Regions from separate parts of the Mus musculus genome. Here region 1 is linked to region 2. A link is a loop called in an ENCODE intact Hi-C map of the cell type or tissue named here. Cell type or tissue: heart. All regions are shown on one strand. Each heading gives the region's core, and the rest is flanking DNA. Links, peaks and the distances in the headings are about the cores only.

Evidence for each region. Peaks named below come from ENCODE experiments on the same cell type or tissue, not always from the same donor. Only the 100,000 strongest peaks of a DNase experiment are listed, where the experiment ranks them.
Region 1: a loop joins it to region 2, with 2.1 times the contacts of the local background. A loop is called at or near these places in 5 of 42 quality-filtered maps.

Annotation. Positions count from the first base shown.
Region 1 is chr5:115,841,067-115,849,288 of GRCm38, reverse strand. Cit (citron) reads right to left here and starts at 3,633. Exons shown (of 47, transcript NM_007708.3): 1 at 2,823-3,633. The coding sequence starts at 2,918. In heart, for the core only: no CTCF peak of the experiment used is centred there; a DNase peak (open chromatin) is centred at 4,098; H3K4me3 peaks cover 2,543 bases; H3K27ac peaks cover 2,082 bases.
Region 2 is chr5:115,649,443-115,657,664 of GRCm38, reverse strand. It overlaps Bicdl1 (BICD family like cargo adaptor 1), which reads left to right. Exons shown (of 9, transcript NM_001080808.2): 7 at 1,634-1,764; 8 at 5,726-5,846; 9 at 8,096-8,222. Among named protein-coding and RNA genes, the nearest start is that of Mir7030, 8.0 kb to the right of the region's middle. In heart, for the core only: a CTCF peak has its summit at 4,459 (motif pointing left); DNase peaks (open chromatin) are centred at 3,624, 4,564 and 5,631; H3K4me3 peaks cover 912 bases; H3K27ac peaks cover 1,197 bases.

The DNA of each region.
Region 1 (8,222 bases), core at 2,124-7,123, 190 kb before region 2:
CTTTAGGCCAGTCGTCCAGGAAGATATCGTGGACAAAAACAAGAGAGACCCTGCCTCAAAATGCGGTGGGAGGATGCCAGACTGCTGAAAGCCGCCACCTGATAACCACAGGTGCCATGGCACGCCCACACATGCACATTCGAACATGCGCACATGCACCATGCCCAAGTCACACCCACAGTCACACAAGCATGTGAGCACACAAAAAATAATAAGAAATTTAAATAAACAGGGTGCCTAGGTGAGCAGTCAGTGCCTATATTCTACTGCCCCAGGTGTAATTTCTGCAGACTATAGACCCAGTAACCCTGGCAGAGCCACCCACTATGGAACAACCAACCTTCGGGGGTGGGTGTGTTTGCTTGTTTGGGACAGGGACTCTGGGTTTTTTGTTTTTGTTTTTTTGTAGCCCTGACTGTCCTAGAACTTGCTCTATAAACCAGGCTGGCCTTCAACTCACAGAGATCCACCTGCCTCTGCCTCCCAAGAGCTGGGATTAAAGGTGTGTGCTTCTGAGCCTACTGGGCTCGATCTGCAGAGCCCTGGGAAGAGAAGCCACTGCTCCTTTAAGTCTCAGCAAGGGCTTGTTACACAACACTGGGCAGCATAAAAGAGCAGCTGCGTGTGAATCACTAGAGAAGCACAAAAGAACAGATTCTCTGGCCCCATTACCAACCTCCTGAATTAAACTCTTCTGGGTCGCAGCTTAAAACCGATTTTAACAAATTCCCCGCAAGGCTCAGTCAAGCTTGGGAACCTCGGAGCCTGCCCCTTTGGTTGCCTCTAACGCTGGAAGATGAGCCTCATATCTCCTCCTCTGTTCACCTGAGAGTTAACCCAAGTAGACGGGGGGCGGGGGGGGGTCCCAGAGACTCGAGGAAGCTTAGGCTCGGAGCACCCCATAGCACACTCAAAAGCCTCAGCTCTCCATAGTTCTCAAAATGCCCTTTCTTTCGGAAATGAAAAGACCAGAAAGTTAATAGCTTTTTTTCCCCCTCTCATTTGCTTTCTACATCCTTGCTTAGCAAAATAAAAAACTGGCAAAGCCTGGTGATTTGTGAGATTTCTGGGGCTCTGGAAGTCTGCCAAGCCCCAAAATACAAGTCCTGAGTAGGAGAGAGACACACCGACTGAGACCCAGTCTAAAGGACACACAGAAGCAGAAAACAAGCCAGCCACTGCATCCGACCTGCAGGGTGACAGCCCTGCATGGGAGCAGCACAGCAGGCTCGGCTGGCACGCTGAGTTGTACCTGGATTCTTTGTCACAACCCATCTCCTCTTGCAGGAGGCACCCATTGCTACCATCTGCATGTGGTTTATCCTCCTGGGGTCCACGTGCTGCAAGCTTGACCCCAGTGTCAAATCTGTGGTCGCTTTAAAAGGTGGGGGTGAGACATTGTAGGGGGTTATAACCTGGTCTTCAAGAAACAAAAATGCTTTTTTTAACCTCAGGAGCTGAGAGCCCGGGTGTTAGAAAGGTCTGGTCTCTTATTTCCTATCTGGCCCATGTGATCTCTGGGCATTTTCCCCTAGCCAGTGTGGCAACATTGTAACCAGTCCCCGAGCAGAGCCAAGTAGAAGCCATTGGTGTACTTGAGGGAGCAGAACTGTCACCTATGGAAACCTCTTTTGTTTATAAAAGCACACACCCTCTGGCGTGCTGTTATCGCAATATAAAACCAACTAAGGTCACTCCACATTAAAGAGGGATGGAAGGGAAATGTCCTGGCTGGTTTTCTACAGCTGTGAGGAACATCATGACCAAAAGCAAGCTGGGCGGGGAAGGGTTAATTTCAGTATACAAATTACAGTCCATGGTGAAGGCAAGTCAGAGTAGAACCGAACTAGAAAACTGTCTGGAAATACTTGCATGACATTGGTCCTTACAGAAGACGAAACTGTTAGGCCCGGAATGAGGAATGTAGGCGTGGTGTTTAATCTAAAGAGCAGGAGAGCTGCCAGGTGCGGAAGCTGGCCCAAGCCTTTAGCCCCAGGACTTGGGAGGCAGCCACAGGTGGAGCTCTGTGATTTGAAGGCCAACCTGGTCTACATATTGAGTGCTAGGTCAGCCAGAGCTACGTAATAGAAAAAAACTTGTCTCGAAAAGAAAAAAAGAAAAAGAGAGAGAACAGATATCCCTCGTATGGAATAAGATTATAAATTAGATTATTCTACACTGGGGCTGAAGAGATGGCTCAGGGGACCACAATCTGGATCCCAAGGCCCACACAGGCAGCTCACAAACACCTGTAATACCAGCTCCCACATCCAAAGGATCCAAAGCTAGTTTCTAGCCTCTCTGGGTACCCAGACACAAGACAGATGCAGACAGACAGGCCCGTGTGCGTGCACACACGCGCGCGCGCACACACACAAATACACCCTAGAGACAATTTTGGTTTCTTCCATTGAAAGAAGCAAAAGTTTAAAAGTGTGGAGTATGGGCTGGCGAGATGGCTCAGCGGGTAAGAGCACTGACTGCTCTTCCAGAGGTCCTAAGTTCAAATCCCAGCAACCACCTGTAATGAGATCTGATGCCCTCTTCTGGTGTGTCTTAAATCAGTTACAGTGTACTTACATATAATAATAAATAAATCTTAAAAAAAAAAAGTGTGGAGTATGAGAAATGAGGGGACTCCCCTGGGGCACGTCCAGCCACGTACGTAATCATCAGCACAGTGGCACCTCAGTCCAGCTCAGGCAGGACATGTAAAAGAACAAACAGGATTACCCTAAGAATACCAGTCTCTGTCCATAATACAACCAAAGACGGCTACCACAGCAGACACGGGTGTGCATCGCTGGCTGGCAGCTGCTTACCTGGAAGAAGAGATTTAGCCTGGAGGCCCGACTGGCAATGGGCTCGGAGGCACTGGCCTCCGGCGGGTTCCGCACACCATACTTGAACTTCAACATCTCTCCGCCAACGCCGAAGGAACACTGGGGAAAGTCAAGCGGGTACTGACATTGAAGGCAGGAAGGGCTTGGCAGAGTCGTGTCTCCCTAAAGAGATCAGGATGAGGAGGTGGCGACCAGCCTCCACGGCACATGGGGCACAGACACAGGAAGGCCAAAGGTACTCATACACATAAGGGATGGAAATAAATCATTTCCAAAAGAACTACCAGCCATTGGTGGACTAGCAGACTGCAGCCTAATAAATCTCCACTTTTCCATTCTACCAGCTCTTTTCCCCTAGAAAACCCTGACGAACACAAATATCTGATGTCGCGTAGCTACATAGACCTAACCTGTGAACCAAGCCCAAAGGGTTTGATCAGTGAGCCTTGAGGATTATCCCAGGGAAAGGAAGGTTCACTGCCCCTGGAGGGTACAGAGATCAATGATCCTGAGGAAGATCGGTTGCCTGACTGACCAGATAGGCTAGAGAGGGAGAAAGACACAAGAAGGAGGCGCTGGGTTAGGCACGGAATAGAATACAGAGCCCACTTTCCCACCCAAGGCCTCAGTCCAGCTCATAGAATGAAGACACAGGAACAGAGAGATTAAGTGAGGGAGATAAGATCACACAGAAAATGGGAAGCGCCATGGGCAAGAATGCAGGTAAAGCTTGCAGGGGACAGAGACTGGTCTACAGGGGAATGGGTCCTCTTTAAGGGGCCCTGAGGTCCTCCGGCAGCACACCCAGAGACACTAACAACAACTCCTGCCCCAGACCCCAGGCTTCCCCCAGGACACCCCAAGGACGAACCAGAGACACTGGGTTGAACCCATTGTCCCGCCCCCAGGGCTGCACCCACAGACCCCGGGCTACCCCCAGCACACCCATGCTGCAGCCGCAGCAGACCCTCAGGAGCCCCCTCCCCCCGCTATCCTGAGGCCTTGGGTGGGAAAGTGGGCTCTGTATGAACGGGGTCGACCAGGGAGACCTGGGAAAGGGGACTGCCCCCCGCCCAGAGCCTCTCCAATCCCCCAACAGACACACACACAAACTGGACTCACACTCCGCAGACCCCCGGCTTACATTCGCCCCGCTCCGCTCCGCCCTGAGTCTCCCGCCCCAACGTTTGAAGGAAACGACGTGGGCAGGTCTCGGCCGTGCCTCAACCAATCAGCGCTCGCCATCTACTGATGGACAGCGGGGGTCTCCACCAGGACCCGCCCAGATCTCGGAGGGCTAGAGGAAGTGAAATGGAAAAGCCAATCACATTGTCTCTTCCTTTGACTAGCGACCAATAGAAAGAGGGCAAAGGAATCCAGGCGGGGTTGGGCTGGGAAGTTTGAAATTGGCGGTTGGCAGGATGCTGTGTTTGGAGATGGGGTCCCCTGCGGAGTCTGCGGCGCTGTCCATTTCTGTCCGAGCTCCTGCGGGGAGCTCTGCCCGAACTGCCTGCCTCAGATAAGGATGCTAGGAAACAAACTCCAGCCCTCTGCAGGAATGCACTCAATTGAGCCATCGCCCACGCCTAACGTAGGCGCCGGGGTTACGTGGGGGGGAATCAGGAAGCTGTGCGGTACAGCTGAGGCAGAGGAGTAATCGGAACCCACTCCAGCCTGCCTGCCTTGTACCTTTGGGTTGAGCCGCAGCAAGATCGTGAGGTCTCACCACAAAGATATGTTCAAGTAAATTTAAGCCAGGATCACTAGACCGCCCCCTTCTCTCAATGAGAAAACCCAGTGGCCATCAGTGTGTGGAAAGTGCCCAGCCTCGTTAGCAATGTGGGGGAAGGTGTTTGTGAAGAGGCGGCGCTGTTTACATTCACACAAGGGTAGGGTGTAAACTGACCTGTGAAGGGGCAATCTCGAAAAAGGAGTGTAGTATTTGCTAACACTGAGTGAGGCTCTCTGCACTCTATGACTACTAGGAATAGCTTTTCTAAATTATGTAACCGTGAAACGCATTCTAGAGAGCGAGCTCGAAATAGTGTTGTCTAACGCAATGGCAAAAGCTGGGGCAATGGCTCTGCGACTCTTCCAGGGGATCTTCCCTTGATTCCCAGCACCCACCTCAAACCCCTCACAACTCCCTGTAATTCCGGTTCCAAAGGATCAGATGATCTTTTCTGGCCTCTGCGGGCACCTGCACATAAGTGCACAGTGCACCTACACACACACACAAAAGAGACAAGTGTAAAAAATCAAGACAGCAACGCCAGGAAATAAGGCACCTAGGGTCCGAATGGAGGCTTTTGAAGGGACCATGAGAAAGGCAATGACCTTTTTCTTGACCCGATGATACTATAGCTATTTTGTGGGGGTTGGATGTAGGGGTGAGAGAGGGGCTGATTTTTTTTAGACAAAAAAAAGGAGGGAGGGAAACTGAGTCACACACCAGTAAGTGCAGGGTTAGGATCTGAACTGGGCTCTTTCATTCTTATTTATTTATTTATTTATGGTTTTGAAGACAGACTTTTCTCTGTCCTGGAACTCCACGATCAAGCTGGCCTTTTTAACTCCGAGATCTGGCTGCTTGGCCTCCTGGGTGCTGGGATTTTGGTTATGACACCAAGGCCTGGCTCTGAAGCCCATTTTTTTTTTATAACCACCAAATTGTAGTGACTTCTACTTTTCTCTATCCCAGGCCTTGGCACAGAATAGGTATTTATGAGTATGCTCAGACTAAAAAAAACAGACTGTAACAGCATGCTTGTCTGATTACAACTTGGCTTCCTCGTATAGATACACCTAGAGCATCCGTATGCACACTGAGACCAGCAGAGGAGGTTTGAAAACTACTAACATGTGGGCCAATGAGGTGGCTGAGCTTGTAAAGGCATCTGCAGCCAAGGCTGACGAACTGAGTTCAATCCTCAGGACCCACATGGAGGAAATAGAGATCCGGTTCTCACCAGTCATCCTCTGATCTCTCATACATGCCATACTTCCCCTGGACATGCTTGCACACACTGAAAGATGCAAATAAAAATAAAAGATAAGACGTCAGTACTTGGTAGGCAGAGGCAGGCGGATTTCTGAGTTCGAGGCCAGCCTGGTCTACAGAGTGAGTTCCAGGATAGCCAGGGCTATACAGAAAGAAAAAAAAAAAAGTTAAAACATAAAACAAAAAGAATACTAACACAGAGGCCTCCCCTGCTCCCAACTCATTTCCCTGTTCTAGGATCTAGGCTTGGGGGATTTTAAAAGCCCCCTAAGAGGCTCCAGGGTGTACCTTGCAGCCATCCTGGGGAAAGGAATGCCAAGAAAGCAGACAGCACTGCTAGCCAGGCAGCAGGAGATGTCGCAATCTGTTTGAGAGTGCGGTGCTGAAGACTGAACGGAGGAGACAGTCCCTGCCTGCTAAGCAAGCTCCATCCCAGACTCACTGTAAATCAGTGCCCTGACAATCAGGCTTCATCATCCGTCTCTGTGATGGAGAGTCTTCTCTGTAGGGAGAACCCACTGTAAAGCTGGCTCAGCTGCAAAATTACCTAAACACTCCGAGCTTCTTAGCTCCTGCTCCAGCGCCCCCACCAGCACCACCACTATGATGAAATCGAGGGAAGGGGATGGCCAGGTAATTTAAGGAACCAAGAGATCAGACTATATATAGTTCCATCATGTCGTCCAGGCTGATGAAACGTAAGCCAAGCTCTGGGTCTGACCTTCAGTACCATGGTAACCGCTGCCAGGCAGGGTTGTGCACACCTTTAATCCCAGCACTATGGAGGCGGGAGACAGGCAGATTTCTGAGTTCAAGGCCAGCCTGATCTACAAGGAGAGTTCCAGGACATAGATGTCGGATCCCCTGGAACCTGAGTTACAGATGGTTAGGAGCTGCCATCTGGGTGCTGCTGAGAGGCCAAATCTTTTACAAACTCCATTTTAGAGAACCTGAACCTGTTTGAACTCACGTAAATTAACAAGCCAGTACCTAACATTAGTTTCCAAGTTATCCCTCCCCCCAACAAAACCCAAACCTACCTTAAGTGTCTAGGCTCACCACCAACAAGACCAGCATCTCCAGGTTACTCCCCTAACAAGCCTGTAACCCCAGGTTACAAGCCCACCCCCTGCCTAATAACCACCAATGCAGAGGGGAGCAGAAGTTAAGTTTATGATATGACTCCCAGCACCAGCAAATTATCTTAAAGGCCATAGTAACTTCCCAATTAGATGCTTGCACACTCGCTCCCTGCTTACTACTTACTATAAAGCCCTGCCCCTCGCCCAGATAGACATTCGGGACTCTGCATCGCCAAAACTGTCCTGTGTGACAGTCCTGTGCTGAGGAGCCCCAAGCTAGCTCAAATAAAAAGGCCGTACTGTGATTGCATCTGATAGGTTCCTATCTGGTTTGGGGGGGGGGGGGTACCGCTAACACTTCCCTGACACTACACTGGCAGCTGAGCCCAGGTCCTCTGCAAGAGCAGTCACTTTTCTGTTGCCGTGATTAAACACCAAGTCAGGAGCAACCAATAGGAAGAAGAGCTTAGTTGAGCCTATGGTTCTGTGAGACCACGACTTAAAGCGTTTCTCCCTGAAAGGTAAAGCCCCTGGACGTTCCCCAAGCTTGTTTTCCCTGATCTCTAAAAATACAGCCAGAAAGAAGCACTTCGTTCTCTACAGCCAGCAAAAAGCCTTTTTGTTTCTGTGCCTTACAGCCAGAAATGCAATGATTGTGGAGAGACCTAGCCAGGCACTTGTTTGGCTCCCTGTACCAAGGACACCCAATAGAAGAGCTGTAGCCAAACTCCTCCCAACTCTCCTCCCAACTCCTCCCAACTCCTCAGCTAGCAGTTAAAAGCCCACTACTGTTCCCGCTAGCTAGAGGTCGGACTTCCCCTGCCCTGCATGACAAAAGGAGTTCATCCTCAGCTAGCTAACAATAAAACCTCTTGCAGTTTGCATCAGGTATGGTTTTCTCTCAAGTTATTGGGGTGCCGGCCAGCTCATCCCGGGACTTGAGCAGAGGTCTCCCCAGTTTCGGGGGTCTTACAGTTCCTGAGGGAAAAGGCCCCACCGTGGCTGAGAGAAATGGCAGCCAGAACAGGAAGCTGAGAGGGTGAACCTTCAACAACAAGCATGGAACAGAGAGCCGGAACTCATAATAGTGAAAGTCTTTTTTTTTTTTTTTTTTGTCTCTGCCTCCCAAGTGCTGGGATTAAAGGCGTGTGCCACCAGAGTCTTTTAACTCTCAAAGCCTACCTTCAACAAGGCCACACTGCCTAATTCTCAAACAGCGCCACCAACTGGGGACCAAATATTCAACTACCAGAGACTATGAATGTATCTATTCTGTGCTAGAGGCTGGGATCAACA
Region 2 (8,222 bases), core at 1,461-6,460:
TTAGTGGACACACAGACATATGAGCAGACCCACGTACACATAAAACATTCCTGTCTTCCTGCCTCATCATTGGATGGCTTCTGCATTCATGCTAAGTAGCTGCTGGCTCTGTCTGGGACCTTGATCTTCAGTCTAGTCATGGAGTCAAGGTGGCAGCTGTTCCCTTAATAGGAGGGAGCAGGCCTGTGTGGATGGATCCTCCCTTGGAAAAATGTCAGTGGGTGTGTAATACTTACCAAGAGGGTGTGGCTGGGCATCCCTGTTCATGTCTGATCCTATCAGTCTTTATTGCTTAACACATTTTGAAATCTCTAGAACTGGTTGTGCACAACACATTTGCTTTGTGTAACTTCAGTAAAATGAATGCACTGCATTAAATCCAATAGCTATCAACAGCTGGAACAGCTGGATGGATAACAGGCAGGGCAGGGTCATGGGATCTCACAGGTCTGCAGCCTTGTGGGGGCGGGGGGTGGGGGGGTGGGGGTGGCAACTCTAGTTCACACCATAGTGCAAAAGGAAGTAGATGCCTTCCTCGTGTGGCTTTTCTAGCTTGAGGTCATACTCTGTCCCCCCAGCAGGACATATAGTCAGTGATGTCCCCACATAGTGAAGGTTTGGATCGATGACTACCTCAGAATATCAGCTGATCAGTACACGGGTGTTTTAGGAGTAAGTTCCACTTGCAGCCACACCCTGGGATGTACAGGTGGGGAGAACATGCTTCCAAGACTGTGGTCTGCTTGCACTACTGTGGGGTTGGATGGAACGTATTGCTACACAGCCACTAGAGCAGCCCTTCGTTGCCAAACAATAACTCCCAGGTTAGTCTGAGCAGGTGCCATTTACTGAGGCATGGCCCGCCCACAAAGAAGGTAATAGAACCAGACTGACAGAGCATACTGTCGAGATTCCATATGGCTCTGATCTGTGGAGCTGAATGGGGAGATCACACTGGGCCAGAAGTTGAGACCCTGCCTCCAAAACTCTGTTCCAGAGCCCTGATGCAGATGGGGGAATCTCTTTCACTGTCTGCCTGGAGTCTCTCAGCCAGAGAAGGGGTGTGATATGCTGAGGACACGGGGGATCTGGAACCATGGCTACATATCAGGTTCAGCTTCCCTATATGGGGTGTGTGTGTGTGTATCTTGTTACCTAACTGCAGGACCAGCCTACTCCCCATACATGCCCCTGAACCTGTGGACACCTTTTTAAATTTTTTTTCAGAGTTTTATTTAATCCTTAATTTTATGTGTATCAGAAGGGGATGTTGGGAACCTTCAAGACAGAGTTAGAGCCACCTGTACTGAGGGTACTGGAAAAAGCAAAACACAAAACAAAAAAAACTTGGGTCCTCTGAAAGAGCACACAGTGATCTTCTTAACTGCTGTCCATTTCTCCAGCCCCTCAAGATTGAGGAAGAAGTCAGCAGACAACTTTTTGGAGTCACTTTTTTCCTCCATCTTTATTTGGGTTCAGGTTGCTGGGCTTGCATGGCAGGCACCTCTACCTGCTGATCCATCTTGCTGGACTCTGGGTGCCTTTTCCTTGGAGAAAGCACCCGGGCCGACGGCGGCAGCAGCAGCAGCAACAGCAGTGTTATCGCAGACATCCCTCTTTGATCTGTTGCTAGGTGACACTGCTGAGCGTGGAGATGACCGCACTGAAGGAGGAAAGGGACCGACTCAGAGTGACCTCTGAGGACAAGGAGCCAAAGGAGCAGCTTCAGAAGGCCATCAGGGACCGGGACGAGGCCATTGCCAAGTGAGTGACGTGAACCGTTTACTCTGTGTGTGTGTGTGTGTGTGTGTGTGTGTGTGTGTGTGTAGTATAGTGTATGTATGTGTGGTGAGTGTGGCCCCTGTTTCCGTTCCTGTAACACTGAGGATACAGGTTTTCCATGAGTGCTGGGATTAAGACTTCAGCCCTCACTGTTCACCAGATGCCTGCCCTTCCGTCTCTCCAGCCTCCACTGTTTCCTTTAATAACACTGTGCTACATGCTTGTCTTTAAACTGCTGGTGCCCTCCTGTGATCCCAGCACTCCGGAGGCAGAAGCACCAGGATCTCTGTGAGTTTGAGGCCAGCCTGGGCTACAGAGCAAGTCCAGGACAGCCAGGGCTACACAGGAAAAATCCTGTCTCAATAAACGAATGAGTAAAGGGAGGGAGGGAAGGAAAGGAAGGGAAGTTGTGTCATGAGCCTGCCATAATGTGATCTACACAAACAAGAAAGGACTTCAGCATGAGCCAGCCTGCACCACAGACAGAGTTCAAGGCCAGCCTAGGTTCCATAACAAGACCTTCTCCCCTCCCTCCACCCTGCCCCCCCCACAAAGGTTAGCTGCCTGCTACTCACTCACTTGTTCCCCTGGGGAAGAGCGTGCTGGGGAAGGCTGTCATGTGCCTTGTTGACACCTTTCCTATGGGTGTGTTTGTATATCTTTAATATATTTGTTGCATAGTTGGTTGGTTTTTCTTTCTGTTACTATGGGTGGCGTGTGCTATTCCCTGCTACTAGTGTGGCATAGGGTATCCCCATGTACAGTTTAGCTTCCCAAAGTTATTATTGTGTCAACCACTGCTTTGTTATTTTTGGTTAATTTTTCATTTACAGACATTCTCAAGTGTACACAAAAGCATCCTAGCAGGAACCCTCATCTGCGGGTCCGTCAGCTTTAGCGAGAGTGTTGTGTGGGTTAGTTGGTCAGATGGGTTTTTTGTTTGGTGGTGTGTTTATGCTGAGGGCAAGCCCGGAGCCTCGTGTGTGCCAGGCAGACGCTCTCCCAGTAAACCCTCCGAGAAAACACTATCCAGTCAGCCTTCTTAACCCTCCCCCAGCACGTACAAGTTATGTCATAAATGGAGGTTTAGTTGCTTAGAATCTGCTCTGGCGCCCGAGAGCTCACCTGACTGACGTGTTCTGAAAGTCTGTCATACTTGCCACCCCTTTAACTGAGCTGCCCCTGGGAAGCCGGGCTGTCTGTCTGTCTGCACTTCTCACTGGGATGATTTCATACCATTTCAGTGTCCACTCTTCTGTTTTCCCAATAAGCTAGGTCATCTTCTTAAACCGTGTTGTCGGGCCGTCATTGTTGTTAACAGAGAAGGGGTGTGTGAGCGCATTTCTTTCCATCGGACATGTTGGAAGCACACAGGGGTAGCTTCCCGGAGCCCCTATTCTGTGAGTTGGTTGCTTTGTTTAGCTACGCAGCCAAGGCTGGCTTCTAAGGCCAGCCTTCTCCCTGGTCTTAGACCCAGGTACTGAGATTACAGGTGTGCACGAGCACACCCAGCTGACCTAAAAATATTTCCTAGGGCCTCAGTTGCTGCCCCTTCACTGAGAAGGTAAATGGTGCCTCCACAATGGGAAGTAAAGGAAGGGAAGGAAGCTCTTAAACCCAACTCTGGAGGGCAAGGACTCACACTCCCTAGTGCGCAGGCGGGTCTGAAGAGAGCTGGTCTGAGTGATGCCCTGTGCCTTTAAGCTAGAGCCATGAGCAGTGTGGCGTGGCAGGTTCTCAGCTCTACCTTCCATTCCTTCCATTCTTTCCATCACCTGCGTCCTGGTTCACTTTTGGGTCTACTTTTTCTCTGGTCAGACCTCCCATTAGGTTGCCTGTTTCTTCTAGCTCAGTTTCGGGAATTGAGTGCAGTGTATCTCGGTAAGGCCTGTCTGTGTCACTTGCCCCTGTGTGCCATGTTCCGGGTGAACCTCCGTGCCTGCACATGTTAATCACCGGGGCTCCCACACAGTGGCGTCAGAGTGGCTGGGAGGAGCCGCTGCTTCACCTGTATACTGTAACGTGTGTCCAGGGAGACTGGCCTCAGCAGACTGCGCTGGGAAACCTTAAGGTAGTCTTTATCTGACACAATGGGAAAGCCGCTAGCAGTGTATCACCTTACGATTCAAAAGCACTCACTAAAAACACAAGTTAATCAGGCAGGTGAAAAAATTGTACCACTAAAACCATACCAATGTGGGTACCACCAATTGTTCTGGGACTAGCAATTGGCTTTACAACAAAACAAATCAAAATAGTGACTTCAGGAGTTCTTCTGGGCATTGGAAATATTCTTTTTTTTTTTTAAGATTTATTTTATTTTAGTTATATGAGTACACAGTAGCTATCTTCAGACACATCAGAAGAGGGCATCGGATGCCATTACAGATGGTTGTGAGCCATCATGTGGTTACTGGGAATTGAACTCAGGACCTCTGGAAGAACAGCCAGTGCTCTTAACCGCTGAGCCAACTCTCCAACCCCGGAAACACTCTCCAAAACTCTTTTTAAAGACTAGGATTCATGTATGATAAGCGAGTTGTGTGGTATGCTTTTGGATCTGGGGTTCCAGTTAAAGACTCCCCTTTCCTCCTGCACTGCAGCACTGGCGTCTCCAGGCCCTGGCGTTAGTCAGCACTTTCCGGTAGCTCCGGGCTGCTCGCGGCGCCATCTGCGGGCGGACCCTGGTACTTCCTGAGGCTAGAGCCGCTGGGGGAACTGTCAGGCAAATCGCGTCCATGGCAACCGCTGCCAGGAGGATTTCCGCTGTTCTTTAACAGCCAATGCCTGTGGGCATGACAGAAGCAATCTGCAGTGTCTGCACGCTTGCCCATTGGACAGGCTTGGTCCTATCCCTGTGGCCTGCAGCCGCAGTGGGCGGGGCCGGGACCAGCCCAGAGTTGTCGGGAGCTGCTTCTAGGGCAGAGTGGCTGGTGAATGCAGCACACCGGGTGTGGAGTAGGTGACTAATTGCTGGGTAGAGGGCAAGGCGGGCGAGGAGGAAGTATGGTCTGAGTTCTGTACAAATAAGAATCACCTACTCGTTCCGGCTTTGCTCATTTAGTGTGTCCTGAGAGCAGAAGGGCAGCCACTGCAGGCCAGGCCTGCGGCCCTCCACGGGCCTGGCAGGATCTGCTTTCAGGCAGCGGGCGCCGCCTTTGCAGAGGCAGCTCCGCTACCGGCATCCTCCTCTCACACCCTCTCCACGGGGCCTGCTTTTTGCATTGAGCGGCTAAACTGTAATAACGTTGGGAAGGTGAGCAAAACAGTACCCAAGACACACAAATGGGAAATATTGAAGTAGGAGGGAGAGCTCGTATCAGTGCCATCTCCAGGGATGATAGCCCCAGCGTGTATGGTATGTGGCCACACACTGGCAATTTTATTCCCAAAACCTTGACCTTTTCCTCCCCAGTGCCATCACTGTCAGTAAGTACCATGTATCTGGGTTTTCACTGGTGCCCGTGTTGTATTGTCTTTTTTAAAAAATTTTAAACAGTTCCCCAGTTATTGCAAACTAATGTTGCTAAACTATGGCCACCATCCTTTGAACATCTTTATCTTTGGAACAGTTTCTTTAATGGCTGAGTAGCTTGTCCAAAGGACTACCTTTTATAGCAGGAGGAGAAGGTCCCCACCCTGTGCTGTGCACAGCCTTTAGTGAAGGGCCAGCAAGCAGCGCCTTTGTTGAGAGGCCTTTGATCCTCTCTAGGCTCTGTCCTCTTTTACCCTCTCGCTGTGACACCTGTTTAGCGATGACAGGTCATCTTTTGTACCTATGGCTTGGTTAGGAAGCAGGCAAGTTGCAGTCAGTCCTTGAAGAAGCATAGCTCCAGGGACCCTATGGTGTGGGATCGGCCCTTCCCTTCCCCGAGACTCCAGGTCTCCTAGTGAAGAGGCACAAGGTGCGCATGTCCGTGCTCATCGCAGCCCATGTTTGCAGGAAGAACGCTGTGGAGCTGGAACTCGCCAAGTGCAAGATGGATATGATGTCTCTGAACAGCCAGCTACTGGATGCCATTCAGCAAAAACTGAACCTCTCTCAGCAGCTGGAGGCTTGGCAGGTAAGCAAGCGCCCAGGGCCGGGGGAGGGGGGGGCACCCACTCAGAACCCGCATTAGGAGCCCCCGGGCCCCAAGGAGACAGAAAGCCCAGGCAGCCCCTGGGAGGGATGCACCTCCACCAGATGTGGAGTCGGCCCCACTCAGCTGCTCATTCGGTTTGTTTTAGAGTGATGTGGTTCAGCCCAGTGGTCCCCACAGGTGCTGCCCTGCCCTTCTCAAAGGTCTGTGGCTTCTTCATCCAAGGGCGCTATTCAGGCATGGGTCAGTGCAGCTATCTCTATGCAGCTATCTCTAAGTCCCCATTTTCAGGGTCTCCCAACTCCTTACTGCCCTAAGGTCGTGACTCAGGGATGAGGGTGAGATAGGCTGATTCAAATGGTTAATGTCTTTCTCCAAGAGACTGTAACCTACTAGATAGTAGTCACCTGTGACTTAGGTGAGCCCCGCAGTGACCGACAGAACAGCAGTGTCCATTACATCGTGGCCCCATGGGGCCGGCAGCAGCCAGCACCATGGCTCACCGGGGCTGTTCTCTTCTCTCCTCCCGGCTACAGTTTGCGTCCTCGGGGCTCTTTACTATCTGGCTGCTTTGGTTTCTGATCTAGTGGCCTTTCTCAGTTCCTGTGCCAACAGCTTTAGTTGTACACCCCTCCTGCCTTTGAGGTGAGATTGAGCCTTGCGTCCATCCGTCTGTTGTCCTCTGCCATCTGTCCCACATCTGCCATCTCCCCATGGCCCACTGTGTTGTATGCCAGAGCCTGGCCTCATCTCTGTGCCATCAAGTCCCAGTCTCCTCCTCCTGTCACTGCAGCATGGCAGACCAATGCCGCCCTGTCCTAGATGGGTTTGCACTGCAGGATAGCAGCAGGCGGGATCGGGACCAGCTCGTGCACAGGTGCACATGCACGTGTAAAGTTCCAAGGAGATACATTCCCTGGGAGTTCATTGGTGGATTCAGTTATTTAAGTAGAAGAGCGCAGTTGAAGTGACTGTGACAGAAAATATGGTGGCATCGAGAGGACTTTTTCTAAAGCTCTGTGTTTTCCCTTTGGTGTTGAACAATGTATTTTATGGAGCTTGTCCTAAGTGCCACAGAGCAGTCAGTGTGCTGAGAATCTGCACTGGGGCTCAAGAAGTAGGAGCCGTGTGCTGGCAAAAATGACACAGGGTCTAACCTGAGAGGCAAGTGGAGAATGGAGCTGGCAGGGGAAGGAGGAGGAGGAGGAATAGGGGAACAAGCTGTGTGCTCTCCACCTGGGGAGGGGTCAGGAAGGTCCTCTGGTTTCATTTGGAGACCTTTAAATACGCCCACAGAGCAAGGCCTGAGTGCAGCTGAGGTAAGAGGCATCCAGGGTCTGCCCTTCAGCTCATGAGTGCCTACTGAGCCACACAGCTCAACCTTTCCATGCTGCAGGGAGCCCACCCTAACCTGGCCTCACCCACCATGTGCTTGGACTCGAGCAACCGAGTCCCTGTGGGTTTGTTAGGGCCTTTTTGTCAGAGCATCACACAGCTCCCACTGGGTTAAAAGCCGGAGGAGAAGGTGGTGGTTGCATACTAGTGGTAATTACCAGGGCTCCTTGCAGACGGGTAGTGGCGGAGCCCATTGTCAGGTAGCTGCCTCTAGTCAGTCCAGTGAAGAGGGAACTGTCCTCAGCTGCTCCTCGGTGAGCTGCCTTCTGTGAGGGGGCTTTTTCTAGGCAACCAGGTCAGGTCAGGTCCTCACCCCAATAGACTGAAATTGGAACAAGATAGCATCTCAAAATGGCACTGCTCGTAGCTTTAGCCGTGGGAAGCTTGGCCACAGGGGTCATCGCAAGCATAGAGTGTCTGTCCGTGTGGGGCATGCTGGCTTAGCCTCAGAGTGATTTGAAGGGGGGAATTAGGACACAAACAACCTTGGGCAGGTCATTGGGCAACAGAGCTCACAAGCCAAGGTCACTCTGGGCTGAGGGTGGGGTGGCAAGCCAGACGGCAGGCACCCAGGCAGCCCCATAATCTAGTATGGGGCTCACAGTTATATAGGCCTAATGGCATTGCATCAGGACAGATGACAAGGGCCCTGAGGCTGCGCACTAGCTACATGGCATCATGTGTCCCGGCGTGGTGTCAACATTCACCACTTTCTCAGCAAATGACAGTGCTGCTTCATCTCATCCCTCATCTTCCCCTGTCCACATCTGTCACCTCCCTGTCCAGCCCCAGGACCAGGTAAAGCAGCTGCTTACCCCTCCCTTCTCCCTCTGCAGGATGACATGCACAGGGTCATTGACAGGCAGCTGATGGACACGCACCTGAAGGAACAGAGCCGGCCTGCTGCTGCTGCCTTCCCTAGGGGCCACGGCGTAGGGCGGGGGCAGGAACCCAGCACCGCAG